7 separate regions of the Mus musculus genome follow, and all the other regions are linked to region 4. The links are chromatin loops, found by intact Hi-C in ENCODE. Cell type or tissue: heart. All regions are shown on one strand. Each heading gives the region's core, and the rest is flanking DNA. Links, peaks and the distances in the headings are about the cores only. Region 1 overlaps Dpf3 (D4, zinc and double PHD fingers, family 3). Region 2 overlaps Dpf3 (D4, zinc and double PHD fingers, family 3). Region 3 has its middle 100 kb from the start of Gm30799. Region 4 holds the start of Dpf3 (D4, zinc and double PHD fingers, family 3). Region 5 overlaps Dpf3 (D4, zinc and double PHD fingers, family 3). Region 6 overlaps Dpf3 (D4, zinc and double PHD fingers, family 3). Region 7 overlaps Dpf3 (D4, zinc and double PHD fingers, family 3).

Region 1 (4,357 bases), core at 138-4,137, 120 kb before region 4:
CACTGAGGAGTTTCCTGTCTTGATTATAGTATTGGTTACATGGGATAAAATGACAGGATCTCCAGGAAACCCCATGGAAGAGGAGGTAGGGTGTATGAGCCAGGGGTGATAGAGTGTGGGGAGCGGGTGTGGCGGCAGTCCCAAAGGCGCCAGGGACTGCAGCTAAGTCATATGACTTGCACCTGACTTCCTCATATAAGACACAAACATCTTGAGTGCTGCGCAGGTGTACCAGGATACAGGTGAATCCAATTTGGTGGAGATTTGCCCCTGCTGCCCTGATTAGCTGAAGCCTCGTGACTGGCGAGGGGGCGTGGCCTGCGGTGCGTGGATGAGAGAGAGTAAAAAAGGAGTGAGAGGCCCAGGGTTCGGGGGAGATATAAACAAGAAGAATCAGGACTGAATAAACTGCTGTTAGAAGGACTGGTGGTCGCGTAGTTCTTGCTGGTCGAGAGCGGGCGCGACAATAGAGGACACAAAGAAAAACTAAGACCCTCTAAATCAATGAGCAAAGTTCATGTGAACTCACAGAGACTGAAGCGGCATGCATAGGACCTGCTCAGGTCTACACCAGGTCTTCTGCACTTATATTACGGCTTCCAGCTTAGTGTTTTTATAGGACTCTTGTGTGTGTGTGTGAATGAGTGGATCTCTGTTTCTTGTGTCTTCTTTTGGGCTCTTTTCCTTCTCTTGGTTTGTCTTGTCCAACTTCAATGGTATAGTTTTTGTCTTTTCTTATTATATACTATTTTTATATTTTTTGAATGAATGAGTGAGTGAATGAATGAAAACCTATACACTGGGGTAAAAGTTAACAACTGTCACTTACACCTGCTGAGAGCAGGAAAATCAAGTTTTCTCCAGTAGAGTGACACTGGGAATATCAACCACTCCAGAGCAAACCTCATGTTAAGGAGCAGTTGGACAACATATAATAGACTCCTCAGTTGTGTGTGTGTGTGTGTATATGCGTGTGTGTATGTATGTATGTTGTGTGTATGTATGTTGTGTGTATGTGTATGCACGTGTGTCTTTATTTGGTTATAGTGTGGTGGGTTTTTTATTATTATTTTGTTTTCTTGGTTTGGGGGATTTGTTTCTGTCTTAGAGTTTCGTCCATTTTTTGAAAAAGAACTTAAAGATGGCAGGCCAGGAAGGGGGAAGGGATCTGGAAGGATTTGGGGGAGGGAAGAACATGATGGAGATATATTTTCATTTTAAAATTGTTTTAAATAATAAGAAAGGAAGGAAGGAAGGAAGGAAGGAAGGAAAGAAAGAAAGAAAGAAAGAAAGAAAGAAAGAAAGAAAGAAAGAAAGAAAGAAAGAAAGAAAGAAAGAAAGAAAGAAAGAAAGAAAGAAAGAAAGGCAAAAGCTTCTCACACTTCTCACACACATTTTACCATTATCAACTTCTGGTGTGATCTTTGGGGAAAGCGAACGAAAACCAGAAAGGTGTTCTAGGTGCCGTGTGCAATTCCCAGGAGGTATATGGCAACTTAACATGAGAAGCTAATTTTAAGAAAGGAAATTCGCTGGGTGTGGTGGTGCACGCCTTTAATCCCAGCACTTGGGAAGCAGAGGCAGGCAGATTTCTGAGTTCAAGGCCAGCCTGGTCTACAAAGTGAGTTCCAGGACAGCCAGGGCTACAGAGAAACCCTATCTTGAAAAACAAAAACAAAAACAAAAACAAAACAAAAACAAAAAAGAAAAGAAAAGAAATTCTATGAATCCTCTAAACAGATCAACCCTTAACAAGTAAAACCAAAATGAAACCTATAAATCCAACTATGTAGAAGACTTACTGTCACAACTAACACAGAAGACTATCTGAAGTGACTTTGAGGCACAGTGGCTTGACACCACAAGAGGGCAAGAGATACAAAGTGCAAAAAGAAAAACTGTCAAGTCCTGTCCGGTAATCTTACTACAAATAGCCCTGCTGTTACTGAACTACCAATGTGCCTATTGTGCACTCTGTATGTGATAAAGCAAGGGTGTCCACATCATTAAATCCAGGTTCAGGGGTATATGCATATGTGTGTATTTATGCATGCATTTGCATACATGTGTATGTACATGTGTGGTAGATATCCTCATGCATGCACTCTGGTGTGTGTGTGTGTGTGTGGTGGGTATCTGAGAAAAGGGATATGGGATAAATATAGTTAAAAACAAACTATTTAAAACTGAATTGGCTAGGAAATAGTATAATTCAATAGCATTCACTTAAAAATATCATACTTCATGGGATGCTGGCTAAAACGTCTGAGAAACCATGATCAACCTAGGGAGCATAGATGCTCATTTCAGAGCATCTATGAAGACAAGAAGAAACCAGGGCTTCTAGGAGAAGCACGTCCATCTAGGTCTAAGGCAGGAAGTGCATAAGGTGAGCTAACATCGATTTGTCTCAATATCAGGAGGGCAAGGAAGCCATCAGAAGGAACTGAGGCCGTTTCCAAAGCCCTTCCGGACAAAGATGGGACAGCATAGGCATCAATCAGAATAACGGCTGCAGTGGGTTAAAGTGCATCAAACGGGCTTAAATCCGAGTTCATGATAGCACTTAAAATAACCACATTGATCAACTTTGGACAAGACCAAGGAACCAACTCATTATTCTGAAAACTGGTAAATAAATACAAGGGAAACATCCTTTATCTCCTGTCAGCTGTACCTCATAATAACCAAACGTTTTAATGAGGGGATGTTTTTCTTTACAGAGGCTGTAGAGCTAATAAATGAAAAACCACCATGGCCTCTAATCAAATGCCACACTGGGTTTTTGGTTGGTTGGTTTTGGGGGGGGGTTCTTTGCAACTCTTTAATGGAATAAGAATCTGGATAGTTATCACGAAGGGCTGGTAACGTGAGTGAAAGGGGATAATCAGGCTGCATGAGCCTCCTGGTGAAAGCCCAAACTACCACCTGCTTTTGCCAGAGAGAGAGAGAGAGGAGAGAGAGAGAGAGAGAGAGAGAGAGAGAGAGAGAGAGAGAGAGAGAGAGAGAGAGAGCCTGAATAAGTCTCCAGACCTAATTACCAATTCACAGCAATAACACCATGGGGATGCAATCAGCAAATCTGAGCTCTGGGAAACCCTACAGTGCAAACAACCCAGTTTCTTCAACAAATAACATACAAGGGAGAAAGAGTCTCAGCGAAGCCTGCAGATGTCTAAGGGCAGTGTCACAGTTGCAATGCAGGAATCCTGTCTGGACCCTAGCTTACAGTAGAGGTAGCAGGAGAAATGAATGTTGACCATTTGATTAGGTAGTGGTCCTGGGCTGGCTTGATCTTCTCCTTTGTCCTCTCAGGCAGAGGCTTGTCCTGCATCCCAGGCACACTAGCAATCCTCTTGTCTCAGCTTCCTAACCACCGTGATTTCAGGCATGTCCCACGGCACCCAACTAGTTTGACATTTTAAGTCCAGAGTATTTATACGTGACATGATGTGCTGTCCCAGATCTACTTCAAAGTCATCCGGAGTCAGGGAGAAAGGTGAAAGCTAAGCATAGATGAGACAGTCGGCCATGAGCTGCCTGTTGTGGAGCTTGGCCGTGCGGATTCTGATTTTATTTTGCCATTATCTGAATTTTACATATATATAAAACTTTTCAAAACAACAGAAAAGGTTTGTTGACTATACTCATGAAGGAGTGGCAGCAGAGGCCTACAAACCCCAGCCTGAGAGGTAGAGGATCAGGAAGAGTTCCTGGTCGTCACTGGCTCCGTAGAAAGTTAGATCAGCCTGGCCTATGTGAGACCTTACCGAAAGAGAGGGGGTTTACAAAGATGGCTCGGTCAGCAATGTGCTTACCATGAAAGTATGGAACCTAGTTCAATCCCTAGAAACCATATAAATGCACACACTTTTAATCCCAGAGCTGGGGAGGGTGGGAGAACAGGCAGATCCCTGGGGCTCACTGGCCAGACAGCCAAGCTGAATCAGCAAGCTCCCGGCAAAAGTGATAAACCCTGTTTCAAAAACCAGGATGAAGAACAACTAAGGAAGGAAGGTACTTGCATGCACACATGTAACACACCACACATGCATGCATGCGTGCACCCTATGCACACATGGAAACAGGTATAGACACATGCATGTGAGCACACACACACATATTTTAACATAAGTAAATATGACCACAGAAAAATGCATCTCTAGAACTAGTTATCTCCCTAATCTACACCAGTGGGTTTTATTCTATTCTTAGAAGCCCAGAAGTTTAGAATCACAGTCATAACAATGATAATATTCAACATTTTAGAGCATATAGTATGTTGAGTTGTTTATAGATATCTCCATTTAATCCTGATAAACTCCGTGTAGTAAATAATGAGATTATCCACACTCCA
Region 2 (4,357 bases), core at 202-4,201, 110 kb before region 4:
TGGAATTGAGGTGGGCAGGCTTGCTCAGCAATAGCCTCTACCCACTGGGTCATCTCACCAGCCCCCAACCAAAGGATTTAAAACAAACATCTTACAATTGGGGGATACAGCCATGGGAGGTTTCATTTGTTGTCATTTAATCGTTGGCAAGCCCCTGGGAAACAAACAAGGCTCCTCTCGCTTGTCACCTCTGAAGAGCCTGGCACTCACGCAGAAGGGCCAGCCTGCACAGAAGGTGTCCTGGCAGTGACAGAACCAAACTGCTGTCAAATCCTAATAACCACACAGCTGGAAATGACCTGGGGAGGGGAGCTGAAAGCCCATTAAAATGCTATAAAACGGAATGGCACGTAATCCAGTGTAATCAAAGATACTAACAAGGACCATGAGATTGATCAAAAATGAACATTTCCGACGGAGGGTTGCCTGTGTCACACCAGCCTGGATGGCTCCCCCACGCCACCCCCACCCCCCACCCCCCAGCTAAGGCAAAGCATCCTAGAGGAATGAGAGCTTTCATGGGCAGTTCAACCCACACAAGACGATACAGCCTGGCCAGGGGCCACCACCATAGTGATGGGAACTGGTCAGAATACAAGAGAGCGAGGTTGCCCATTGTCCATTGTTTGTTTTAGACAGGATCTCACCATGTAGTTCATGTTCCTACCTCAGCCTCCCAAGGGCCAAGACTACAGGTGTACCTCACCACTAGTCCAGGCTCATCCCATGATCTTTTAAATATATATATATATATATTAACTAGTTCAATCTAAGGAATTCTGGGGGGGGGACATAAAATGAAGTCCACAAAGTGCAGTAAAATTCATCTCCTAAAGCCGGGCATGGTGGCACACACCTTTAATCCCAGCACTCGGGAGGCAGAGGCAGGCGGATCTCTGAGTTTGAGACCACCCTGTCTACAGAGTGAGTTCCAGGACAGCCAGGGCTATACAGAGAAACCCTATCTCAGAAAAAAACAAAAAAACAAAACAAAACAAAACAAAACACCACTCATCTCCTAGAGGAAATGGGCTTTTCCTTCTTCCAGATGGACTTCTGGAAGCAAAGAAACACATGGTAAGACTTCCAGGTGAACTTCCCTGCCATGTTCTTCACTTCCAACAGCTTTGGTCCACACGAAAGGAACAAGAAAGCAAACTTACTAAGAACAAATAGAGAAGTTGGCCAATGTCTGTGCCTTACATCGAAAGGAGGAGACAGGGGAAGAAAGCCATGACCCAGTGCAAATGGGCTTGATCTTAAGTCCTTTCCACTCTGTGAGCATGCAGGTCAGTACTAAGAGGCACGCTGTGAGGGGGTGGGGGGACGTGTGTATTTTCAAAAGTGAAATCTTTGTATGAGTGAAACTTGTGATAAATATCAAATACTGAGTGGTGTCAGAGTTCTCGCCTTCCACCCTTACTCGGGTCCTTTCCTTACAAATGTCCTTTCCGATGTGGAATTCATAAATGAATAAATAAATAAAGTCCCAGAAGGAAAAGATTCCACCCCATGGGTGACATTTGCATTAAAGCCATGGGGGGCGGGGGGGGGAGCAGAAGGAATAGGGACAGGCTGGCAGCAAATGACTCATTTTGTGGAGTTGCGACCAGTGTGCCCCAGGCTGGAGCAGGCATGGACCAGCCTCAGCCATCACCTGTCTTTACCAGACCACGGGAGCTAGATTACCAAGGCATGATTGATGTCTTGGGCCGGAGGAAGCTGGCACCAGACAGGTTAGAGCGATGTCCTCATCAAGCGCTGACCCCAGGCCACTAAAGCCTGCAATCAGAAACAGAAAGGAGAGACGTTGCTGGGCTCGGGAAAAGCCTTCTAGTCTGGAACACCAGCTGCTAGGCTCTAGAGGGCTTCGTGAGGGTCGAGAGGTCCCTTTTTGGTCACAAATGGACAGAGGGGTCCAGTCCAGCTCTAAAAACTGGATATCCAGGGACTTTTTTTGAGCATGTCTATAGGGAGATGAAGTCCAGGGCCAGGAGGGCCCTCTGCTCCTCATTCAACCTGTTCCAGAGAACCTGGTCACTGGCTCAACTTCCTGTCACTGCCGTGAGATCATGCTCAGGTCCAGCCCTCTAAGCAGACACTCGTCCTGATTGTCCCACAGGTCCTGTGCTCACAACTAAGGACATGTGCCGCGCCGTACTTCAAACACATGCCCATCCAGGCGTGACGGAGCATGCCTACAATCTCAGTATCTATGCAATGGAAACAAAAGGGTTACGAGTTCAAGGCCACCCTGGGCTACATAGCCCATCTCTGTCTTCAGTAGAGGGAGATGAGGGATGTTCAAAAAGCAAACTCCTCATCTTCTACCAAGAGCTTCTTTCCTCCCCAGCTCTCATTCTTCTGGGGTGGGGGAGCAAAGAGGGGGTCACTGCTCCCCACCCATGAAGCCGCCCTCACCCCGTCTGGCACTGAGCTGTGTCACTTTCCAGAGTTCTTGTCTATTCTCTCATATCATGTGGCCTCAGGTCCCCTTTTGCTGTTACAGGACAACCTTGGCCTACTGTTTGTGCCTGTAAACAGAGATAAGCAGGACTTGAGCAACCCTGGCCAGAGATACTTTTGATCCCTCCTCCTCTCCAGCTTCCACCCTCTGCGGTGCCTCTGTCTGCCCCCCTGCTCCCCTCCTGCCTGCCCACAGCCTCACCCACCCGCCTTTCCCAGCCACCTGCAAACACACATGAAACTCACCTCCAGAGCACTAACACCCTGCTTTTTGCATGTCAGCATGTGTAACTGACACAGGAAGCTCTGCTCTCACTTAGCTTTCAATAAACCCTCGAAAGCTAACGGACAGTTTTTGACAGGGGAAGGGAACCATTTTAAGCCCCTTGATGTTGTACTGCTCACAGAATCGGCCCTTGAAAGAAGAGCTAACCACTAGGTCAGACTGAATTATGTCACCCCACATGCAAAAAAAAAAGCTAATGTCCTGACCCACCAGATTATGGTATCTGGATATAGAGCCATGGGGCCTTTAGAAGTAATTAGGTCGTGAGGGTGGTACCTGAAGAATCGGATGAAGATTAAGGAAAGAATAAACATAGGAGGGGTGACGGCGGGATAGCTCAGCCTGGTAAATGCTTGTCTTATAAGCATAAGGACCCGAGTTTGATCCCCAGAACCTGCATTAAAAAAAAAAAATGCTGGGCACTGTGGCACATGATTCTAATCCCAAATTAAGGCAGGCAGAGCAGAAATTCAAAGTCGTGCTTGGTCACAGGGTAAGCCTGAGGCCAGCCTAGGATGCATGAGATTCAACCTCAAAAAATGAAAAATTAAATATTTGTCCCCATACATATACACTTGAAGACACATGCAAGAAGTCCCCACAGAGGGAGAGGGAGAGGGAGAGGGAGAGGGAGAGGGAGAGGGAGAGGGAGAGGGAGAGGGAGAGGGAGAGGGAGAGGGAGAGGGAGAGGGAGAGGGAGAGGGAGAGGGAGAGGGAGAGGGAGAGGGAGAGGGAGAGGGAGAGGGAGAGGGAGAGGGAGAGGGAGAGGGAGAGGGAGAGGTTCTAAAATCCTTTCTCCCCAATCATTTTCTTACATCTAAAACATCAATACTATTGCTGTACCAACTGAAACCTAATTCAATGTCTAGCATGTCTTCCCTGATGGTTGATGTTTGGGGTTCACTGGACTGTGAACCCCCAAGAGAACAGAGACTGTATTGATTGAGGGGGGCCACAGCACACAGCTGCTCACGTTGAGCCATGACCGCCTCCCAGGGACCAGCAGCTCCAGGGTGAAGGAGGTGACCTGAATCAGGGAGGCCAGCATCCCCTACATTCTGGCCTTGAGCCTGAGGCATTCCCTACATCCAGCACAGAACCTGGTACACAGTTGGTATCCAGGAAGTTGTGCTGTGCTCTGACCACCCTGTTCCCACTGGCCCAGGGGAGGAGGCATTTCCACTTGAACTACAACCCATATACCCCATATGTACACTTAGTCCTCAGTGTTAGATGCACATGGAAGTCTGCAGTTTAGAGGCCTGTCCACTTGCAGCTTTAGCAGGGAAAGTACGAAAGTCTACAATCTCTCTGTTAGTGCTCATCACCCAATGACTGGCTTAATGGCAGCCATCCCTAACCGAAATCATCATCGCTCTCCTTTCATTCCATCCTGGCAAAAAGAAGTCTTCCTCAAACCTTCTTTTAGCCTTTTACCCCTTGGCACAGAATTCAAAGTGGCTTCTAGTGATGCTCTGCCTCTGCCAGGCTGCGGGGACTAAGAGAGCAGGTATATAAAAGGCTGGGTACCAGGCAAGCCTGTTCAGCCCCACACCACTCACAGGCTCCCCGGCCCTGTGCCTTCCCTGCGGTTCACACTCAGTG
Region 3 (4,357 bases), core at 108-4,107, 1.3 Mb before region 4:
GGGACTCATCCCCCGGGCGCCGCGCGCTCGTCCCCGGGAGCCGGCGGGCGGGATGGGGGGCTCGGGGGCGCGAGCCGGACTCCGGGCTCCTGCACAATAGTTGATGCCCGGGGACCAGTCGCTTCGGCCTCCGCGGCGCAACGGAGCGCGGCAGCTGCGGGGACCCTCTCGGAGCGAGGCTGGTGGCGAGCCGCGCTGATCCCGCCCCGGCGGCCCCTAACGCCGGGCGCTCGGAGCCTCGGATCTCCGCAGAGGAGGCGGCGAGCGAGCGCGCCCCGACCGTCTGCACGCTTTCTCTTTCTCCCCAGGGAGAGCGCGCGGACGACGCGCCCGGGACGCGCGGCTGCACCGGGAAGCCCAGGCCAAGCGGTAAGTGGCCCGGGAGGGCAGGGCTGGGAGGGGGGCGGGGCGGCACTGCTGACAGTCCCCCCCCATCACCCCCAATGGGCTTGGGGATTCGCGGACCGGAGCTGGACGGTTACAGCCGCTGAAAGTTTGATTTCCGATTTGGTGGCGTGCTGGGGGATCGCGGTCCCGGCGGGGGCGAGTCTGCGCTTCACCGTGCACGGCGCGCGCGCACGTTCTCACCTCAGGATCCGGATCGGCTCCCCTAGAGGCCCGGAGCCCCGCATCCCTGCCTGGTGGCCGTGTTCACCCTGCGGCTCCGGGCTCCTCGGAGAGATCCTTCCCCACCCGACACTCGGTGAGCTCTTTGCAGGTGTGCTGCAGGGGGCCAAGGTCCAGGGGGTTAATGGTGGGGAAAGGAAAGATTTGGCTGCGGGCTCGGGGGTGTTAATTTCTCTCCTGGGGAGATACTGGGGACTGAGATCCGGGGATGCTCCAACCTGCGATCCTTGGAGGAAGGAAACCGTCATAGGGTTGGAGAGGCGTGAGGATTTCCTTTAAAGAACTTTTTCTCCCCTTGCCCTTTCCAACTTCGCTCCTGACCTTAAAGGCAACTTGCCAGGTTCATAAATCGCTCCATGGCATTTCAACGTGGGCAAGCAATCGCGTTGGGCAGATTGAAATTTCATCGGGGCTCACCGAGTCCAAAACCAGAGAGGCACGGGAAATAGCTAGCTTTCAAGGGAGGCGTTGTGCTAGATTGTTGGCATTCCTCTTGGAAGGGGAAGCGTTTGGGGACTGGTAACTCGGAGACTGCCTTGGAGCTTTATGGATTTAATTATTATTATTTTTTTCCTGACGACTAGTTGAGAGGGCAACCTTTACTGAAATTCATACTACCTTGTACACGATTATGTTTCTAAACGCGAGCCAGTGATGCGATGCAAATTTCAGAGGGAGGTGTCGACTTTCATCAGGTTCCAGGTCTATCTGGATGAACTGGGGTTGGCGTTTCCTCTATAAATCGAGCCTTTCATGTTGAAACTCTGACTCAGAGTCTTAAAGCCATTTTTTTTTTTTTATACTGCTACTCTGTGGGAGTTAAGTGTCAACTTTCTCCTGCTTTCTCGAATGGAGTATCTCCCAGTGCAAAGGTTCTCTGGCTGATTCTTTTGGACGGCCACAACATTAAATGAAGCCCTACCAAATTGCTCTAGCATCGTCGTTTAGGCACGGGAATGATTTTCTGTATCTTGGTTTAACGACTTTCTCCCTTGTCCTTTCTCAAACGCTGCAATTAAACTGCCTTTACCAGGATGGAAAAAAAGCTGATAGGATTATGCAGAGCAGTTAAAAGGTTTAAGCAAAGCAGTTTATGGCCACTGATGTGTCCACCTATGCGGTGACAACCCAGTTATTAACTAGAATATTATTACGGAGGTATTTTCCCATGAAATACGTTATTGGTACAAAGGCATTAACAACAGTGATCTAAAATAACCTGGGTGATGGCTGGAACAGAGATGGTTGGGGCAAATCCCACATTTGGGGTGGCGACGTGCTTCAGTGTCACAGAAGATATTGTACTTTTCCTCACTCTTAAAGGATTCTTGAAATCGACTATCATTAATTAGATTTTTCCAGTTGACCGAGAGAAGGAACGGGTTTAGCAAGTGGCTGGAGACAGACAGTAGGTGTAGCTGTTAGCCTCTCTGCAGTTCCCGTCGTCACAGTCCTGGCGCCCCGGACTTGCTAGATTTGACTGTCAGGCAGTTAGTAAGTCCTCAGCACGCCACTAAAATGACATTCTGAGGTTAACTCTTCTTTTGACTCAGTTTTTCAGTGGTATTTCCTTTTATATTTATTTCATATTTGCTTTGAATGAAGTTTGTAGTATTGGTGTAGTCTCATTTGAAGAAAAATTTAAAGCAACTTTTTGAAGGGCTTCCTAACAATGTATGAATGTACTGTAGTTTGAGGATGGCTTGAGATTAGCAGTTATGCAGACTCTGAGGTCTTGGTTAACTGAGGTAAGGTATGCATATGTTGTAGTTTCAGTCGCAGTGTAAATTTTTAGTCAGTGACTTTTCAAATGCTCTCTTAGGGCACAGAGAGCAGTGTTGAGTGGACCCCAACTCAGAGCAGCTTCTTGGCTGGCTGACTTAGTGGAAGATTTCTGTGGTAACGAGAAGGCTTGCTGGCTCTTGCCTGGCTGTATTTTTTTTTTTTTTTAAACCAAAGGTCTAGTCATTGCACAAATGGTATGACTATTAATGAAGCTTTTCAGGTTACTTTTTAGATTTGAACCTTTTGCTTCACTGGCCAGATTAGAATGGTACCCGGCCCCCTTCTTTAACTCTGATGGAGCAAGCCTCTTTGTTCTGTGATGTGAAACACACATCACAGAAGCTGAATCTCAAAATTGGAAAAATGAAATTTCCCTGTATTTGTAACCTTTTGAGCCTTGAGAGGCAAGCAGTGTCTACAGAGTACCACCAGCAGAGGTGTTTCTCTTGGCTTCTGGGACTCCAGTGGTTAGAAGAATCATTCTTGGGCATAGGGGGCTGGACTGGTGGTCCAGGGACCATGGGATCACACCCACATCTGAGGGTGAGAAGTTACTCCATGTCCACGGTTTTGCATATGAGGCAGTTTTGATTTTCCAACTTCCTTAGAGGATTCAGGTGACCTGTCTTCAGAGGTGTGGATTTCAGATACCGACCTGCCTTGCCGCTTTCTGCCAGGGTGACCTTAAAACTAGCTGTACCCTTTCACTGTCTTGACTGTGAGGCCTGAGCCAGCTTTGCTGCAGAAATCAACTAGAATTTATGTGTGTGTGAAAATACGTTGTAACTAAAGTCTCCTTTGTAGTTGCGGTTTCTTACCCTTCCACTGGAGGCTGAAACTAGAAGGGAGTTTGAGCTCAGTTCCTTTGGCCCAGCTTTCCCCAGTTGGCAGGTGAGGCCCTCCAAACCCAATGGTATCTTATAAAGTTAGATGTGGCCAGCACTCAGGGTAGTCGGCCTTCCTGATCTGAACATACGTGTTCCTGGGTTTCACCTTTGGTTCTTTTCCTGCGAACATGTTGAAGTTTTCTCATACTTAAGTATTCAGTGATTATTAAATAAAATAAGGGCAGGAATGATAGCTTCGTTAAGGTTGAAAAGGTATGGAAGTAGCATCAATGTCGTGTAGTACATAGCTAAGCTATGGAAAAAGGAATCCTAGATTAAAATTGTTGTTGTTAATATTATTTTAAATATAGCTTTATCACCCCAGTGTCCTGATACTCTCTCCCTTAAGTTTATTTGCAGAAGAAAGGAATGGGGCCCATGAGAGGGTGGGAACAATTCCCCTGGGTCCAGCTTCCTTAAACATAGGTGATTTGAGCAAGGGACAGAATGTCACAGGGTAGTCTAATTTGCAGCCAGGTCTGGAATGAAAATCTGAGTGTATCTTTTGAGGGGGAGAAAACTTCACCTTCTCATCTAATCTTCCATCCATCTTCTAAGGTGACCCAGCTGCAAGGAGATTTTCTTTTGGGACAGGGTTTTTCACCCATTGTGCCACCCTGGCTTGCCTGGAACTCACCATGTAGATCAGGCTGTCCTTGAACTCACAGGTCTGTCTTCCTCTTCTTCCTGAGTACGGGAATGAATGTGTGTGTGTTTCATAAAAAGAACTAGAGTGAGACCCCAGGTTGGCATGGAGGGGCATTAGGGTCCTGGTGGTGCACCATAAGGAAGGTGACAAGTTGTTTCTGCAGGTCTGAGATAAGAGCTTCCAGCTGATGGGTTCTAATTGGTTACTTACCATGCTGCAATTCTCTCTCATTAGATTTGTAGTATGCCTAACTTGAAGTTGTGGGAAACAGGTAATTACATAGTGTTTGATGAGACACTATGCTTCCTGAGGAATGCTGGCTTGGTGATAGAGACTTGCTGGCTTATAAACAAAGGGGTCACTCAGACTGCTGGGGCTGAAAGGGCATTGAGCGGTAGTTTCTTGAGGT
Region 4 (4,357 bases), core at 269-4,268:
CCTCTGAATTCTATTTGTCCAGATGTGACTGCTTGGCTGTAGGGCCACCTGCAGAGTCCCTGTCTGATCGAATCTGGCCTGGCAGCTCCTGTTTCTGCCTCTAACACCCTGTTGGGCAGTAACAAGAAGTTAAAGGCTAAAATGGAGAAGCCAGACTGTCAGCTTCGGAGATAAAGGGGTGAGAGCAACCAGGAAGAAAAGGGGAGTTGAGGGGAGATCAAAGACAGCCAGGAAGAAAGGCAAACTACCAAGAAAGGCTGTTTTCAGGCGCTTGGGACCTTACAGAAGACACCCCCAACCCACGCAAAGCAAAGAAATTCAAGTTGAGCCATCCAGTCATCCAGCGAATTGAATAATTGAATGCCCCACGTGGAAAAAAAGCTAGCGAGATGAAAAGTGACCCACAGTCTAAGGCATAGCCCTACACAGGGTGGCATGAAAGAAACCCGAGCTGGCTTCTTCCCAACACCGTAACTACTGCTGCTTATCCCCAGGCCCAAGAGGAAATCTTTGTGTGACCAGTTTCTTCTGTAGGGGGCGTCCGTGATGTTGCCTTTTTAAGACGAGAAAGACTGCTTGCACCCGGAGAAAATGCTAATGCAGTTTGGAGCTCCGGTTCATTGTCAGGAGGGGCACACAAGGATAAACACATAAGCTCTCCAAGCCATTCTCCTCACTCCTCCTCCTCCCTGCCCCCCCCCCATCCATCCCTTCAGCTTGCTGGGTTGCTATGCTTTGTTCTAATTTGGCCCATGCATAATTTATTCACGTGTGTTTTGTTTCCTGATCAGCAACTTCTAGAAACAAATGGCATGTATAAGATGTTTTATTAAACAAGTTGTTTTTATAATAATAATAATAAAGCAGATGGCCTCAGTCTCCCGGTAACGATGTGTGTGCTCCTGCGTGCGGAGTTTTTAAAATGTCCAGGGTGCAAATAGCTTGACCGATTGGGGTTATTATTTACACCCTTAGCCCTCAGGGGAAGAGGACTGGATGCAAAAGGGGGCGGCTAATTATAAGTGACCATTCGACTTCCTCTGAGGAAAGGCAGACAGGGGTGTTGTGTGAGCGTCCGCGTGCGTGAGCCAAGACGGAGTTACAAATGCATCCCACGGCAAGTATTTCCAATTATTAAGGGATACAAGTGTAAATCTGAACTAGTTCTATTAACTGATTGGCCACCTTCTAGCTTCTCTGTTCCTTCTCCCCCACAATTTCTTATACATGCACTCTTCTGTGGAAAAAAAAAAAAAAAGTGGAAAGATCTGGGGGACCCAGGAGTGTGGAGCTCCTGCGCGCGCCCGAGCGTAAGCCCGCTCCCGGGCATCAAGGATGCCGCTTTGCCAATGAAGAACCCTGTACACATAGCAAATAGATCTCTCCGACTTGAGTTTACCAAGCAGCATCAGCTCGGCTACGTGATTTCGGCTGGAAATGAGGAAATTGCAAATCAGCTGTGTGTGGGTTCTGGAGAAACTCCCAGCCCCAGCGGTGTGGCGGCGGGAGTCGGCGAGGAGCGGGGAAGTTACGCCCATTTCTTCTGCCATAAAACAATTTCTCTCTTCGGTGAGACGCTGTCGCGAGTGCAAAGTAGCTGAGCTTCCGAACGAGAACGGGAGCCAGGAACTCGCATCAAGCTCAGCCTCCGTCTTTACAGCAATATCTCATGGAAACTCCAAGATCTGGGACATCCCTGCCCTATTCCTGGTTGTTGGCTGGTGCAAACGCAGCGGGTTCTCCCTACGGGTTTCTTGGCACTAGGAATCCCACGCACACTCTCTCGCCGCCGCCCTGCTGCTCCCCAAAGCGAACGGTGTTTTCGACTCCCATAGCCAGGGACGCTGTAGCGCGCAGCTAAAAGAGCCAAGATCGACCACTGACACACACCGGGAAGAATTGGCACTAAACACCCACGCTCACCCTCCGACTCCCACTGGCTTTCATCAGGGCGGGGAAGTCCTAGTACACCGGGCACCCACTGGGTGCCCACGCCGCGCCGCGATTCCCAAGGATCCACCCTCTGCCAACATGCCTGCCAATAGCGCCCCTTGAGAGCCACACTAGTTTTCCGAGGCCACCCCCGGCTCCGCGATCACCCGCGGACTTGCGGCTTCATATTCAGTCCACCGACTGGAAGAAGGAAGGAAGGAAGGAAGGAAGGAAGGAAGGAAGGAAGGAAGGAAGACCGGCGGGCAGGCAGCTCCGATCGGGAACCGGCCCCCGCGAGTCCTTGCGCAGCCCGCCCCCCTGTGTCCGCTCAAAGTCTCCGGGAGGCACCTGCCCCTCGCTGTCGCCAGAGCCCTCCACCGCCGCCTCCACCGCCTCGGCTTTTCACCCAGAGCAGGCAAGCACACCATTTATAAGACCTGCAGTTTCCCTGCCTCCATATCAACCCCAAGTTAACCCGGATCGTTAATTTACTAGAGCCAGTTAGCCTACAAATACACAGACACACCGGCGACCGCCCGGAGCGCCTGCCTGATCCCCGGCTGCCGGAGTGGAAAAGCCCGGGGCAAGCACCTGGGCCCCAGGACTCCCGGGACCCGCCGCTCCGCGCGCTGTCCTCCCAACTCCGGAAGGTTTACACAAACTCCCTGCGAGAGCTCGGAAGGCAGAGCGAACGCCCTGCAAAACTCCGCAGCCGCTGCGGTCCGTCTGCCCGCCTGGGTGGACGAGCAGCGGGGCCGGGAAGGTTCGGGCTTGGAGTGCAGGGCTCAGCCGAGCGCACGACGCGGTCTCTGCCCCGCGCTCCGGCCAGGCTCAGCCAACCCCGCGCTCTGGCCAGCCTCAGCCAGCTCCGCGCGGCGCCGGGAGAGGCAGGGGACTCCGAGAACCGTGAAGACCCGGGCTGCTCACGACCCCCGCAGCTCCTGAGCCGGCGCCGCCGCTCTGTGTTCCCTCCCGGTCCCGGTCAGCCAATTAAGCAGAACACAAATGTAACAATTTTCTTTTTGTTAATTGCATCTCCTGACATTTCTGCGCGCTGGGAGGAAAAAAAAAGATGAAGAAGTAAGAGCAGGAAGAAAAGAGGAGCCCGGGCGCAGCGGGAGGTGTCTGCGAGAGCCGGGCGCCGGCTGCGCTCCACAAGGCGCCTTTTTTTCATATTGAAACCACGCGGAATATGTACATTTTTTAGTCTTACTTACGCTTTCAGGGGGTTGTGAATGACAGTCGCCATTTTGCTACAATGTAACAGAATATTGTCTGTCTCAGAGTTCTAAAGGTTCGCTCAGGGGAAGCGGCAGGCCAATCAGAGCACGGGATACCGGCCTACCGGCCAATCGGCGCGGCTGGTCGCCAAGTGGGCGGGGCCTGCGTGGTGGTAGTTATTAGGGGAGCTGTCAAAGCCCAGAGGTCACTCCCTTTTGTAGAGCCCGAGAGCGAGCAGGTCTTAAAGGGGCAGTACCGTGTTAGTAGCGCCCTTTTAGATTGGAACTCGTGGAGACAACATGGGAGAGCATTCTCGCTTAGTTGGAGTCCCTACTTTGCTAAATAACTGCAGAGTTTGCGCTCCTGGACAAGAATATTTACATAGTGCCAACAAAACCACTTAACCCCATTCATTAGCTCTGGGCTTTGTAAATCACGGTTTTTAACCCCCGAGCTCCTTGTACACCACCGTGTTGCAGTGCAAAAAGTTGGAAGGCTGCAGTTTCCTCCAAGAAATTACTACTCGTGTTCCACTGTTTGCTAATAATGTTCTGGGTTCCGCGGCTGTTCAATATTCTTGTTCCCGAAGTGTTTTCTTGATCTCAGCCACCTTCCCCGGGCGGTTTCTGAGAACTGGAGAGTCCAGGACAGCAACTCCCTTCCTCCTGGAATGTCTCAGTGTCAGGCTTGCGGACAGCCACGGCTTTTGTTACGTAATTCACGGGTGGTCACTCCGCGCGGTCCCCTACGACCACCGTTCTCCACTGTCAACGATTCACACTGATCTGACATGGCCAGCTTGGGAGCGAAGTGAGACCTGGCGCTTTTTAGGCAGAAGGTTGGGGAAATTTTGAGGCAACTTTAGGAAACGCAGCTAGGGAAGTCAGTAACTATGCAAAAATTGTTAGAGCCTGAGGTAGGTGTTGCCTGAGTCCCCTCTGGGAACGGCTCTGAGAATTCAGGCGTCACCTTTCTGGACTAAGATAGGAGGTGAAAAGAATTTGCAAGTGAATGTTCAGACGTGACTCCTGGCTTCCCCAGTATGCGGCTGCTCAGAATCTGATAAACCCCAGAAGAAACTGAGAGACTTCTGCGAACTCAGACTTCCACGGAGCACAGGGAGACTCGGAGTGGGCGAAAACTCATGAAATCACTTAGAGGGCACAGGCATCGTTAGCTTATAGAAGCCGGGCTATGGCCCCCT
Region 5 (4,357 bases), core at 181-4,180, 270 kb before region 4:
ACTGGCTGGCTTCTGCCTCTAGTGGTGTCAGGAGGGGTTGGGAAAGAGGACAGGAATGTCAGGTCCCTATCTAGAGCTCCAGTCCTCTTTCCTTGCCCGTTGCCTGTCCTGGATTTACTATAGGTCCCAAATATAGGGTCTTAAGAGTGTCTAGAAAGAAAGAAAGAAAGAAAGAAAGAAGAGTTTATCTTCCAACCGGAGTTCTTCAGCTACCACATAAGGATGTAAGGCTGTAGTGGAGCAGAATAGCACTGTCGGGGACTTGAGGGGTCCTCAACAGAATCATTGTCTCCCCTTAGTAACCTCTGGACAAAATGACAGTGGCTACTACAAACTGGAAGTCCCATTGTTAGCAAGACCTGCACCATGACACTTCTCAGCAAGAACTACTCTATTAGCCCTGCTAGATCTCTAGACAGGTCATCTCTCTCTGCCTCACACTCATGGGCAGTGAGGCTCAGAGAGGCAAAGTCACCTAACCAGAGTTAACCAGCTAAAAAGAGACTACTACATTTGAACAAGTGCACAGTGCCCTCTACAGAAGTTGGCTCCCATTCCAAGTGGTTAATCATGCTGATGGTGTGTGTGTGTGTGTGTGTGTGTGTGTGTGTGTGTGTGTAGTCTGTCTGTGTCTATCTGTCCACATGCACATGCATTTATGGTATCTTTGTCCTCAAGTCCCCAAACCCTGGGCACCTCCCATTACCATCCAAGCCAAATCATGGTCCCCATGACCACAGCCCTGGCTTAGGAGCCTGACCATGGACAACAACCTGGCCCTTGACATGTAAGCCTCCATCCATCAAAAGGGAGATTCCAAGGAGACTTCTAGCTTTGGCTAGAAGCCACAAGAAGGTGGCTTCAAAAAGCATTTGGAGTTCCCACAGACACACCTAGCTCTGCAGTTGGTTGTTTATGTAACATTATTCTTCCCGGTGTCAGTGTGGAATAGAAAAGGCAAATGTTCTCATTTCCATTTCACAGATGGGTACATCGAGATCTGAGGGTGCTAAGTGATTTGTCCAAGGTCACATACCATCCAGGGGTAGAGGGGACACTAGAACCCTGACCCTGTGATTGCTGCTTATTCCAGGGCTCTGAGAAAGAAGATATCAACTTTACTTCACTAACACATTCCTTTTCCGATGCAGGAGGATGGCTCTGGAGACCTGGCCTGCCGTACCCTGACACGACATCTCCAAGCTGAGCTGCTCTCCCTACTCTCTCTGCATGGAGAATCAAACCAAAACCTCTGAAGCATAAAGGCTGAGCCCATTCTCCAGGCCAAGTGAAACAGAAGAGAAGGACCCCAGGAGCCTTTAAGAGTCCTGAGCAGCCCCAGCGCCGTGGACAAGCTCCGACTCCTGCCTTGGGCTAGAGAGGCATGATCCCCATCAGCTATGCTGGGCCCAAGCAGGGCTGGATATAGAACACCTGCACTTCTGTAGAGAGCAGACTCATGTACACTCCAGAAGGAGACCTGTCAAGACTCAGAGCATAAAGGTGGAGGGCTTTAAACATATTTTTCCCCCACCTTTAAGCTTGTATAACATTTCAGAACATTTGGGCCTTTTTTCCCTTCTGAAATTAATTTAATATGATCCCCCAAACAAGTAGTTAGTCTCTGAAGATACTCTGCTTTGGGTTTTGTGGAACGAGAGAGCCCGCAGAGTCTGGAGAGGGAATGTACCCCTCCGTGGAGACGGGCCATTCCTCCAGCCCTCCCTTGGGTCTTTTGAATCCACACAGGCACAGCAACCAGCAGGAGGAAGAAGAGAGCTTGAGAGGAGGAGACAGATGCTCTCTGGACAGGGGCCCTTTAAATGAGATCATTTCGTATGCATGGAACTAGCTCTGAGGCCACAGGGCCTGCAGGAAAGTGACCCCCACTCTCTTGCCACAGGTCACTCTGCAAAGAAGTTGCAGGGGGGGTCACACTGCTTGGTTCCATGCCAGGCTGCCCTGGGTCCACGTGCCAAGAGCAATTAGCCAGGGGGAGGATGACTCCTGTGGAGTGGCAGAGGCCATGCTGCCGCTGGGCAGAGGGGCCCAGCCAGCCCAGGTCTCCAGGGGCTTCTTCAGGAGCTGACGACTAAAAATAACCCAGGCCTTTGTTGCAAGCTGCTGGACCACAGCGATGGAGCTGAATCCAGGGAAGCCGAGCATGCGCGAGGGTCCTGCTCACGGAGACCTGCCCTTTGGGCAAACGATTTTTCCAGAAATGTGTCAGTTATCATGCTGGTGCCGTGCGTCAAAGGCAGCCCAGCCCACTCCAGCCCTCAAGGCTTCTCTTCTGACACACAAGAGTTCTCAGAATCTAGACCTTCCTACATCTTCTAGAAACCTTGCTTCAAACGAGAGCCCATTCCATATGGGGGAGCTTAGGGTGCAAGAACGGACAAGGGCTCTGAATCATTGCCACCCAGTCACAAGTAATCACTGTGCCCAATGATCTGGTTAAGTAATGTTCATCTCTTCACCATTCTAAAATTTCCAGTCACATCTCAGTGGTCATTGGCAAACATATACTACATGGAAGGAAGAAATTGCCCAGAAAAGAAATCCATAGTGTAGCATCAATACTGGGAGAGTTTCTCAAAGCTACATACAGTCTCTTCTAACCAACCCTGGACTGTTGAATGGGCATCCTTTGCCCACCTCTCCAGAGCTTGAGTCCCACCCCCCAGAGACTGAGCCAGACCTTCACGGTCAATTCGGTTGGGGGCAGGATCTTCAGCACTTTTCTGTGTTTAGAGACTGTGTTGTCTCACCTCAAGGACACCACAGTTCTGAAGGTCAAGGAACCACCTAGTCCCTCCTGAGGAACAGCAAATACTGGCTGGCTATAGCAGGGCCCCAAGTGTTCCTCCCATCTCCCAGGCCCTCTGAACCCCTGATCAAATGGCAGTGCAGTGGATCAAGGTCATCGCAGCTGGGGATGCTACTGCCAAGGCTCAAATGCTACAACTTCTCTTCTCAGCAGAGACTAAGAAAACCAAGACATTTTCCAAGTTCTGTCTTCAAGATGGCCTCCAAACATGGATGCTTCCAGTGAGACTCGTAATAGGCAGGAGCTTCCCCACCACGGCATTTTGTTCCTCTGTGAGTTTCAGGATGAAGAGCCTAAGCTAAGGGTGAGGACACTCTGTGACAAGTTCTTGAAACACAATAGACAACAAAACAAGAACCCCACCAAGCAACACACGAGTGGTTGATGAGCAGTCACAAAATGGCTTCCTCCAAAACAAGAAGCAACAAAGAGAGATGCCTGTGACAGTGAACATGAGGAAGTTTCCACAGAGCCGGGGCTGGATTATTCTTCAAAAGTGCCAAGTTCCCGCTGGTAGAAATGAGGAAGAGCTGGCTGAAGGATGTGTGGGGTGGGAGGTCATGGGTAGGGCGAGAAGTGAGTGGAGACCTTGCTCCCTCCGTTCCCTTCTGTAACTATTCGTTTTCCTTGTAGTTGGTCTGTGTGCATATACAGGAGGAGACCTCCATCTGGGTTGAACAGGGCTTCAGTTCAGCCTCTCTAGTGGTGGGCTGCACTCTGTGACCTGGGTGGAGCCCTAGGCCTGGCAGCCAAAGGCTGATGCTTTCTCTTTGAGCAGCTCCCAGCATAAATGGCAGCTCCAGCTTCCTATAAGAGACAAAATGACATCAGTATCAACATTCCCCCAAACTCTAGGACCCCAGCCTCACTGCCTCAAGGTCTGGTAGCTCCTCTTTTCCCTCGACTTTTATAATGCAGAGACCAAGTCTCTGTTCTGAAGGCAGGCAAAGTCAATTGCTCAGTGGAAAGGTAATGCAGAGCTATCAGAGCAGCTGTTAGAAAAAGCCCCACCCCTTAGTTGTACCCCATAGCCAGCCATAGTGAACCTGTACTAGGTCCCTTGATGCTCATACACCCCCAACCCCCAATGTCACAGCCACACATCTAAGAAACATGTCTTTGACCAATCTGTTGAAATTTCACCTGGTCACACTGTGCCTCATTTTCCTCATGGTGCCCTTTGTTAATAGTTGGTCCCACCTCATTGGGTAGTGATAAGTACATACGACAAGACCCAAAAAGCCCTTAGCGCAAGGCCTGCACCATAATAAGGGATCAATAAGAGGTGGGTGGTGGTGGTGTTGCTGAGTTCATCATCATTACCTTCTGGGGGCTCAGCCACTGGGGGATTTAAACAGTACATGTGATAGCCACGATCGCAGTCATCACAGAAGAGTAGCTGGTCCTGGCAGATACAGAGAGGAGGAGAGAGATGCAATTACTTGAGGGCAGTGTCTTCCTCCCACTTATTCCTCTCTCTTATCTCCAAAGACCAACTTTCCAGGCCCCATTTGGGCTCCTCACTGT
Region 6 (4,357 bases), core at 69-4,068, 74 kb before region 4:
CAGCCATGATGCAGACATGCACAGGGAAAGGACGGCACAGAAAAGAAGTAGGAAACAGAGCATACTGGGATATGCCTATAATTCCAGTACTGGAGAAGCTGACGGGGGGGTTGGGGGGTGGGGGTGGGGGGCGCTGATTCAAGTTCTCCTCGAGACAGGGTGAATTCAAGGCCAGCCTGAGATAGTCAAAAACCATGTCTTAAAAATAAATAAATAGCCAGGCAGTGGTGGCACACACCTTTAATCCCACCACTTGGGAGGCAGAGGCAGGCAGATTTCTGAGTACGAGGCCAGCCTGGTCTACAGAGTGAGTTCCAGGACAGCTAGGACTACACAGAGAAACCCTGTCTCAAAAAACCAAAAACATAAGTAAGAAAGAAAAAAAGAAAGAGAGAGAGAGAGAGAGAGAGAGAGAGAGAGAGAGAGAGAGAGAGAGAGAGCAAGCAAGCAGGAAAGGAGCGGGGAGGGAGGAAATAAGTGAAAAGTATAAACTGATACTACATTTGATTCTAAAAGACAATTTTATGTTTTATAAGCCATTTGGGAAATAAAATAAAACTATTTCTGGGACATAAAATCTCCAAAAATTCAGGAACAATTGGTGTCTTCCTTTAAAACTAAAATAGTGTTTGGACACAGAGCTTCACATAGGGACACCACTACCCTGTGAAGGTTCAAACAGAGGAGGGCATACAGGGAGGCAGCAGAAGCTGGGAGAGGCCACAGAGCAGACTCATCGTCGTCTTCAGCGGCCACAGGAGGGGCCCACACAGCTCATACCTTGACCCTGGATTTCCAGCCTCCCTGGTGTCACAGACTACACTCCTGGTGCTCACACTATTCAGTCTATGCTACCTGTTCCAGCAGCCCTTGCTCACTAATACCTCCAGAGCCTTGCCGTTCTTCACCACACCATGACTCAAGGGAGCATGCTGGCAATTTCTAGAAAGTCCTCAGATTTTCCTTTCTATTCACTAAACTAGACGTTGTGGAGGAACTCACAGTAAACAAGACATAACATGTTCTCTGCAGGGGAACGTGTGCCTCACCTGACACTTTCAAAAAAAAAAAAAAAACGCCTCTGCATTTATTTGTCTCTTGCATATGACAAGCCTTACGTGGAGGTAGGGAAAGCCAGCCACATTTGTCTAGCTTTCATATGAGAAGACTGGGTTCTAGAGAGTTGGAGACAGCTTCGGAGCCTGCAGCATGAAATGGCAGAGAAGGAGCAGAGGCCCCAGAGAGCAAGGCTGTTCCCTGAGACTGCTTCTCTCAGCCCGCCTGGCTGCCTCCCTGGCAGGACCAGGAGCCTCTCATCTCCCCTGCAAGAGAAGCCACTGAGCTGAGGCAACTGGGGGACGGGGAGGAGGGAGTTGTTAGGATCCAAAACCTTCTCCAAGTGTGCTCCAGAAGGCCAAAGGGAGGTCCGCGCCAGACAGGCCTGCCAACGACAGATGCAGTCACAGCAGAATGGGAGGCAGGTGCGGTCGCAGGCTCTTCAGGATTCCATGCTCGCTGTGGCTCCCCACACTCCCACCCCCACCCTTCTACCACACAGGTTCCTAGTAACGGTGGTGCCGCCCTGTGTTGTCAAAATAGTGAGATGCCAGGAGGAATTCAAAATGAAATCTATGTGCTTCTGCAGCCTCCTAAGTGTCTGTCACTGTGGTTGTAGCTAAACCCGCTAATGTGCTAAGCATTTTCTGGCAGTGCTGGGAGGTAGGGCTGGTATTTTGGGAGCTGGGAGGAGCTTGGAGGAGACACCCCTTGTAACCCTGGGAAGGAGGAACAGGCATGGAAGGCAAACCCCGAGCACATCCCCTGAAGTCACTGGGCCACCAAGCCGTATTTTGAGGTTCCCGAGTCACCAGGTATATGGGCAGAGAGAGACCAAACTCAGGCCAGCAAGCAGGGACGCGGCACAGAGTCCTCTCAGGCTAGGGCTGCAAGGGACAGTGTGCTCTAGAATGTGGCTGGCAGGGGACACTTTTTCTGCTGACGCAAAGCAGCATGCACTGCTGGCCAGGAGACAAGGCAGCCAGGCTTGGCCCTGGCTCATCTTTTCTAAGTTAGGGGCAGGGGCAGGGCCACGATGACCAAACAAAGCAAAAGATGACAGATACTCAGAGGCAGGCAGGCAAGAGCCCTGACCCTTCAGAGGGCCTAAGGATATGAGTCCTGGAGAGGAGAGGTGACAATAGCAACTCCCACCATCCAGGATACTGGGTTCTCCAGACACACTGCACTATCCATTTTCTGGAAGCCTTTTGAGAATGGCTCAAACATGACACAGAGAGGGGAGCAGTCCCCTCACCCCTGAATCTGAACCCATACAAGATCCTGGTATGTCTTCATCCTGAGTGAACTCACACCTCTTAGGGGAAACCAAAGGAATTTTCGAGTGAGGAAGCAGAGACCAGGACCAAGTGGTAGCCCTGCTAAAGAGAGAATTCCTTCCCTGGGCCACTGTGTGCCCGGAAGTGTAGTGAGTGACAGGGGAGGCTGCACAGGTAAGGAAGAAGAAGGGTCAACCTGAGAACAGATAAGCCAATAAAACCTTGACTGGATTCAATCTGAAGGAGAAAAGGGGGAAAAAAATCCCGGCTGATAGTGGCTGCTGAGAGCTGCAACTTTTAAAGCCCCTCTGGCAAAAGGCTCTTCAGAGTCTTTTGCAAACCCCAACCACACAGCCAGCCAGCCACCTCCGGGCCAGCAGCACGAGTGCTTCTGCTGAGTCGGAGCAAACCCACAAACATCCAGCCAGACCTAACCCTCCTCCTCTGCCTGCAATCCACCCCAGCCTCTGTGCCTAAAGAAAGGGTCCTCAATGCAGCTGGAGATGGTAGAGTTTATCAGGGCCACGAGGAGCCAGGAGCAGAGACCTCAGCCTCAACGTGGCAACGGGTGCTTAGCCTTCTGAGTCTCCTGTTTTAATCTGCAGACATGGAAAAGATGAAGCTGCTCTTGGGAAGCCGGGGAGAACTGGATGAGATGATGAAGGCTGGATTCTGGGCACAAAGCATGGTGGGGGAAGAGGCCCCGTGTAAGCTGGTCCCTCTTCTTCTTCCTCCCTCCCTCCCTCCCTCCCTCTAAGCACCACATTCATTGCAGGCACAATACAACTCAGTCGGGATTTATGAGTTTGGGAAAACAAAGGCCTATGCATGTACAACCAACCACCAGCAATGAGTTCATGAAGCCGCCTCTAACCTAGTACATCCATAGCTGACCACCCAACTCATCTCCCTCCTACGCCTGCTTGAAATTACTTCCCTGGAAACCTCTTTTTAGTAAGACCACTCTGTTTTCCAATCCCATGAAGACACAAACTGTGCGTTCTTCCCAGGAGGGAACAACGTTCCGGAGCCTACTATTTAAATGGTGGTGACCTGGTCCTGTGTTCTTGTAGCCCCACAAAAGCCTTTCTTCAGTGTCTCCTCTTTCATTCAGACTTCACATGGCTTGCCCCTTTTTTCGGAAGCCCAAAGCAGTTCATCTGTATTTGTCACATACGCTCATCAAAATCTGTCTTTGTCACATGTGGAGGGGCCAGGGATGTAAGACACACCTATAATCCCAGCACTTGGGAGATGGAGGCAGGAGTAGTGAGTTCAAGACCAGCCTGGGCTACATGAGAGCCTGTCTCAAAGCAAGAATAAAAAAGAAAAGAGGAAAGGAGAGGAAAAACATTCCCAGTGCTGATTTGATTTTACTTTTCTATCCCCACAATACAGAGCACCCGCTATGAAGCCAGTATTACCCTGATGCCAAACCAGATAGACATCTCAACATTTTTGATTTCATAAACCTCATCCCTTACCTCGTCCTCTGCAGAAGAATTAACTCAAACTGGGTCGGAGAGCTAAGTGTAAGAGCTAAAACTATAAAAGTTCTAGAAGAAAAATTGGAAGAAAATCCTGTTTGTCTTAGGTTAAACAAAAATTCCTTAACTAGGGCACCCCCCGCAATGTCGGATTTCATCAAAATTTAAAACATCTGCTCTCTGGAAGGAACTAGCATCAAAATAAAACACAAGCCACAGACTCCAAGGAAATACTTGCAGAAAGCATATCCAATAAGGGATGTCTAGTCAGAATATATAAAGAACTCCTAAAATTTAATAATAAGACAAATGACCTAATATTTTTAATAAACAAAAAGAACTGAACAGACGTTGCATAAAGAATGAGCAACAGATGGCCAAAAAGCATGGGAAAAAATGTTCAACGTCATTAGTCATCAGGAAAATGCAATTAAAAGCACAGTAAGATAGCATTAAACTTCTATTATAAAAGACTGACAGTGCGGAGTACTGGCTAGGACATTGTAACTAATTCTCGAGCACCGCTGGTGGAAA
Region 7 (4,357 bases), core at 280-4,279, 160 kb before region 4:
AGCATCTTCTTCCTCAGAGCAGTCTCCAAGTGAGCCCATGAAGTGTGTCTATCCAGGTACGGAGGGGACTAGACTCAACATGAGCTCCTCCCTCGTAACCTCACCCCACTCACCCGTCCTCTGGTCCTGTTCTTGCGCTTGGGAACATCTTCTTCCAAATCCTCCTCTTCATTCCCTTCTTCTACGTTTTCATCATTTTCCAAAACCCTCTGAAATGACAAGAGAGTCCGATACATGAGTTGAGAGATGAAAGGCAACCGTGAGGACCATCAAAGGGCAGGTTGGGGATATTCTAGGGGTTTTGTTCTTCAGCAAAGCAAGGGTGCAGCCGCTGCCTAAGAGTTTGAAGTCTCGGTGGAACCAGCAGTCTTTCAAGCCCTCAGTTCCCTTCTAGCCAAATTGTCCTAACATGCTGACCTTTCTCAACTCTTTCACCACCCCCAGCCCCAAAGCAGAGGCTTTTTGCAAGAGCAAAAGGATGCTTTCCTACATGGGGCCAGGTTACTTACTCAAAACTTACTGTCTTTAATACAGTGTGTTCTTTTGTTTCTAAAGAGCTACCTCAGAACATAAAAAGCCATCTCTCCTTCTCTGCCACTGTGGAGCTCTGCCTTGCTTGACGAAAGCAAGGAACTCCTTGTTCAGCTGGCGGGAATACAACCTTAATATGCTGCCCATAATAATCCACTGTGAGGTTATTTTTAAGAAAAATAAATGTCCAGCAAGGTGTTAGTGGCACACATAATCCCAGAATAGGAGGAGCAGGAGTTCAAGGCCACTCTCAGTTACATAGTAAATCTAAGGCCAGCCAGGGTTATGGGTGAGAAAAAGAAGCAGACAGACAGACAGATGCATGCACGTACGCACACCAGCATGCACACACACACAGATAGATGGACACACAGATAGATAGATAGACAGAAGAATAAAATTATTTCATCACAGCACATGACTTTAAGTTTCAGAACTAATCAAGCTTTAAGTTCATAAATTCAAATGAGTCCTCTCTAATATCCCTCAGAACATGGCAATACAAGCGTCAATTTCCATTTTAAAGGTGCATAAACTGAGGCCGCAAACAGTTTTGTCTGTTCACAATCACCCAGCAAAGCCACGGCCAGAGCAAGGACGGATTGGTGAGCTTATCAGCTCCACACTCATCGGCCCTCCCGTGCTGCCGAGACTCCCCAAGTGCACTGCAACAGATGCTTCAGGCAGACCTGAGCGGTTTATTCCCTGTAACGAAGGAAAGGACAGAGGCAGGGGATGAGCCCCCAGGTCTATGATAGAGTAAAAGGCCATAGAAGACCCAGTTGCTACCAGGGAACACTACATGAAGAAATAGACTTGGAGCCCAGGAGAGCTAAGGGACCAGCATGGTAGAAGAAGCCTTTCATGGGCTCACTGATGTAACTCTGAGCGATACAATGTTTTATGCCTCTTCTTATCCATTAAAAACTAGCAATTCTTCAGCTCTCTATTTGTCCAGTGCTGATTACATGCAGGCACTAAGCCAAGCTACAAACAAATGTCCTGGCCTCAAGTAGACCTTAAAGTGTACTAAATGGTTGAAATAACTCATATAACCGTTTAACAGGCATTGTTGTAATGATTGTGAGAGGTCAGTTCAAGGTTCTGTGAAAGGGTGCTCCGAGGGAACTTGACCTGATCTGAAGGTCAAGGGAGGCTTTCCTGAGGCTGGGACAAAAGAACGAGGAGATGTGGGACGTGAGCAAAAAGGATGGATGAGAGCAACTTAGACGCTTCCAGCTTCCCAGGAAAAGGGTTATGTGTGTGAATGGCTGGGCTTAGGCAGGATCTAGGTCAGCAAGAGCTGGTGGAGCAGTTAGCGGACGGTGGCTTATTCAATGGGGAGAAAGACTGTGGTGTGACCAGCGCTCAGTGGCTTGGGGAAAGATGATGAAGGCAAGGCTAGAGAGGCGGCATTATCACGTGACACAGGGCTGCAGCTTGGGTTAGTGGTGAGGAAGTCACACCAACTATGAAAAGGCTTAGAAGGTGGTATGCACTGCCCACGCAGTCTGACGTCACCATTACTGCTCAAATGGTCTCCAAGACACCAATGCCTCTGTAATTTTGTCTTCAAAGTGGGAAGCCCAAGAGGAAGTTACCAGAACATCCCACTCCAGACACATCTTCTAGGTTGCTGCTGGTCACATGATCCTTCCAAAGGACACAAAACATTCCCCGTGACTTCTCTATCTTCTCTGCTTGTCTTGAGGAAGCCACGAGCATTCCCCCCATGGGCTCATATATTTGGTTCCCAATTCATTAGATTGTTTAAAAGGGGTTTAGGAGGGATAGCTTTGTCGGAGGAAGTGTGTCGTTGGGGTTGGGTCTTGAGGTTTCAAAAGTGCACGACTCCAGTTCCTGCACGCCTCCAGTTCCTCCCTGCTTGTGATCAGGATGTAAGCTCTCACTACTCCTCTATCTGCCTGCCTGCCTGCCTGCCACCATGTTCCTCATCATTATAATCATAGGCTAGCCCTCTTAAACTGTAAGTATGTCCCCAGTTAAATGCTTTCTTCTATAAGTAGCCTTGGTCATGGTGTTTCATCACAGAATTAGTAGCCCTTACTAAGACACAGTACTTACAGACAGCTCAGCCAACCTTCAACATCAAAGAGAAATGTCCTTGTCTGCTGAACATGGCCTCTGGCCCATCAATAGGAGATGTGGACTAGGGTCCAGAGCACATTCCTTGGCTTCCTGACCTTAAAATGGGGTTACTAGTCAAGCCAGGCAAGGCCAAATCAGACACTCTACCACCTTGGGTTAAAAAAAAAAAATCATAGAATGAATATGAGGTAGCCCTGTGGCTACTGCTGTTGATCGTATCTTGCATACTTTCCAGGGCTTGAAGTCACTTAATCATGGCAAGTTCCAAGTGCTGATATCTAAAGGTCATTGCCTCTGGCTTCTCAGTACAGTTCTGATGCCCCTGACATATTTCATGATGAGGAATTTGTTACACACAACATGAATTCTAGACTGGAAGGTTAATAAAAAAATAAAATAAAAAGGTGACCGCCGCTGGACTGGTCCCCTAAGTCTTATAGTCTCTTGGCAAGCTGATTTCTCCCTTGAGTTTCCATCCCGCTTGCCATCAGTGCGTAACTCTAGAAGCCTGAGTCTAAAACACTGGCCTCAGATACACAGCCCATTGTCTTCGTTTCCTGCCATGCAGCCCTGATTCCAGAGCCTCTCTACCCAACTCACTCCATGAGAGCATAGGAGCTCCTAACAAACAAAGCCTGAGCCAGGACTCGGGAGCCTGAGTGGGGAGAGTTAGGAGGGAGGAGTGAAGGACAGGCGGCATCCAACAGAACCGACAGCCTCGCTACCTACCACCCTGTTACACACAGGCAGCCCCTGTCCATAGACATCTGAAGAATAAACACACTTGAAAATAGCATTCCCTACTGTTACTCTAAATAGCCTTTAGTGAGCTGGTAACAATGATTTGTGCTTGTTTTCAACAGTAAAGGACGGGGAGGGAGGGAGGGAGGGAGGGATCTCTTAACTTATCCTCTCCTGCTCTCCTGCACTGTCTGCTCCCCCACGCAGAGGAGGAAGGGGAGGAATCTTTATGAAATCTAAATTCACTGCCCTGATCAAAACCCTCTGACTGGCTTCTTTCCATCTCACACAAGGCCAAAAAGCCACAACAACTAGGTCTCCAGAGGCCTGAAGGGTCTGACTCCTGCCCACCTGTCCCACCTCCCCACCCCCAGTACTGTACTCAGACCACAGGGCCTTCTATCTGCTCACTGGACAAGATGGGCACTGACCTGTCTCAAAGCTGTCACTCTGGGGATCTCACATCGCTGGCTCCTGTCATCCCACAGGACTGTGGTTAAACCCACGTCCCTTAGGACATTCGTTTGCCTAAGCTCAGCCCCTCCTTCAACACTGCTTCCTCCTGCTGGCTTTCATTAATCCAAAACTCCAACTCTCTTATGTGTTCACTTGCTTTAACTGGGCGTCACACTAGAAGCAGAGCAGCCCTCAGTACCTACCACTCCATGTTCAAAACAGGGTGCCTATCAGACGAGAGCACACACCAATTAATGCATTAAAAGTTAAGGGAAAGGCACACAGCCAACTTCTTATATATGTAGTCCTGCAATGGAAAGTCAGTAAGAACTTAAACTCAAGGGGCTTGCGGTCTCGTTTCAGCATCCTACAGCACGGACAGCGCAGTCGCATGCTGTGCACGGGCCGCCACACTGCCAACACCAGGGCTGATGCAATAATGGCGATACAATGACAGCATGGATCCTGGCCCTGGGCCATGTGAAGGTGACTCAGACTTGCTCCCAGGATTACAGAAGAG

The links. A loop is a pair of places that touch in the nucleus more often than their neighbours do. Peaks named below come from ENCODE experiments on the same cell type or tissue, not always from the same donor. Only the 100,000 strongest peaks of a DNase experiment are listed, where the experiment ranks them.
Region 1: a loop joins it to region 4, with 4 times the contacts of the local background. A loop is called at or near these places in 6 of 42 quality-filtered maps.
Region 2: it touches region 4 in a loop (4-fold over the local background); 6 of 42 quality-filtered maps call a loop at or near these places.
Region 3: it touches region 4 in a loop (8-fold over the local background); 2 of 42 quality-filtered maps call a loop at or near these places.
Region 5: it touches region 4 in a loop (1.9-fold over the local background); 4 of 42 quality-filtered maps call a loop at or near these places.
Region 6: a loop joins it to region 4, with 4 times the contacts of the local background. A loop is called at or near these places in 10 of 42 quality-filtered maps.
Region 7: a loop joins it to region 4, with 2.0 times the contacts of the local background. A loop is called at or near these places in 5 of 42 quality-filtered maps.

Annotation. Positions count from the first base shown.
Region 1 is chr12:83,365,834-83,370,190 of GRCm38, forward strand. All of the region lies in intron 2 of Dpf3 (D4, zinc and double PHD fingers, family 3), which reads right to left. Among named protein-coding and RNA genes, the nearest start is that of Dpf3, 120 kb to the right of the region's middle. In heart, for the core only: a CTCF peak has its summit at 1,857 (motif pointing right); no DNase peak of the experiment used is centred there.
Region 2 is chr12:83,373,064-83,377,420 of GRCm38, forward strand. All of the region lies in intron 1 of Dpf3 (D4, zinc and double PHD fingers, family 3), which reads right to left. Among named protein-coding and RNA genes, the nearest start is that of Dpf3, 110 kb to the right of the region's middle. In heart, for the core only: no CTCF peak of the experiment used is centred there; a DNase peak (open chromatin) is centred at 2,558; H3K27ac peaks cover 2,157 bases.
Region 3 is chr12:82,169,708-82,174,064 of GRCm38, forward strand. It overlaps a transcript of Sipa1l1 not described here. Among named protein-coding and RNA genes, the nearest start is that of Gm30799, 100 kb to the left of the region's middle. In heart, for the core only: CTCF peaks have their summits at 527 and 2,033; DNase peaks (open chromatin) are centred at 454 and 2,054; H3K4me3 peaks cover 2,339 bases; H3K27ac peaks cover 1,618 bases.
Region 4 is chr12:83,484,528-83,488,884 of GRCm38, forward strand. Dpf3 (D4, zinc and double PHD fingers, family 3) reads right to left here and starts at 3,209. Exons shown (of 11, transcript NM_001267625.1): 1 at 3,150-3,209. The coding sequence starts at 3,181. In heart, for the core only: a CTCF peak has its summit at 2,259 (motif pointing left); DNase peaks (open chromatin) are centred at 2,034, 2,484, 3,304, 3,914 and 2 weaker places; H3K4me3 peaks cover 4,000 bases; H3K27ac peaks cover 4,000 bases.
Region 5 is chr12:83,212,175-83,216,531 of GRCm38, forward strand. It overlaps Dpf3 (D4, zinc and double PHD fingers, family 3), which reads right to left. Exons shown (of 11, transcript NM_001267625.1): 10 at 4,154-4,235; 11 at 1,577-3,637. The coding sequence ends at 3,567. Among named protein-coding and RNA genes, the nearest start is that of Gm51988, 60 kb to the left of the region's middle. In heart, for the core only: a CTCF peak has its summit at 1,767; no DNase peak of the experiment used is centred there; H3K4me3 peaks cover 286 bases; H3K27ac peaks cover 1,966 bases.
Region 6 is chr12:83,410,430-83,414,786 of GRCm38, forward strand. All of the region lies in intron 1 of Dpf3 (D4, zinc and double PHD fingers, family 3), which reads right to left. Among named protein-coding and RNA genes, the nearest start is that of Dpf3, 75 kb to the right of the region's middle. In heart, for the core only: no CTCF peak of the experiment used is centred there; DNase peaks (open chromatin) are centred at 1,402 and 1,882; H3K4me3 peaks cover 926 bases; H3K27ac peaks cover 1,982 bases.
Region 7 is chr12:83,324,825-83,329,181 of GRCm38, forward strand. Dpf3 (D4, zinc and double PHD fingers, family 3) reads right to left here. Exons shown (of 11, transcript NM_001267625.1): 5 at 114-209. Among named protein-coding and RNA genes, the nearest start is that of Dpf3, 160 kb to the right of the region's middle. In heart, for the core only: no CTCF peak of the experiment used is centred there; no DNase peak of the experiment used is centred there; H3K27ac peaks cover 1,285 bases.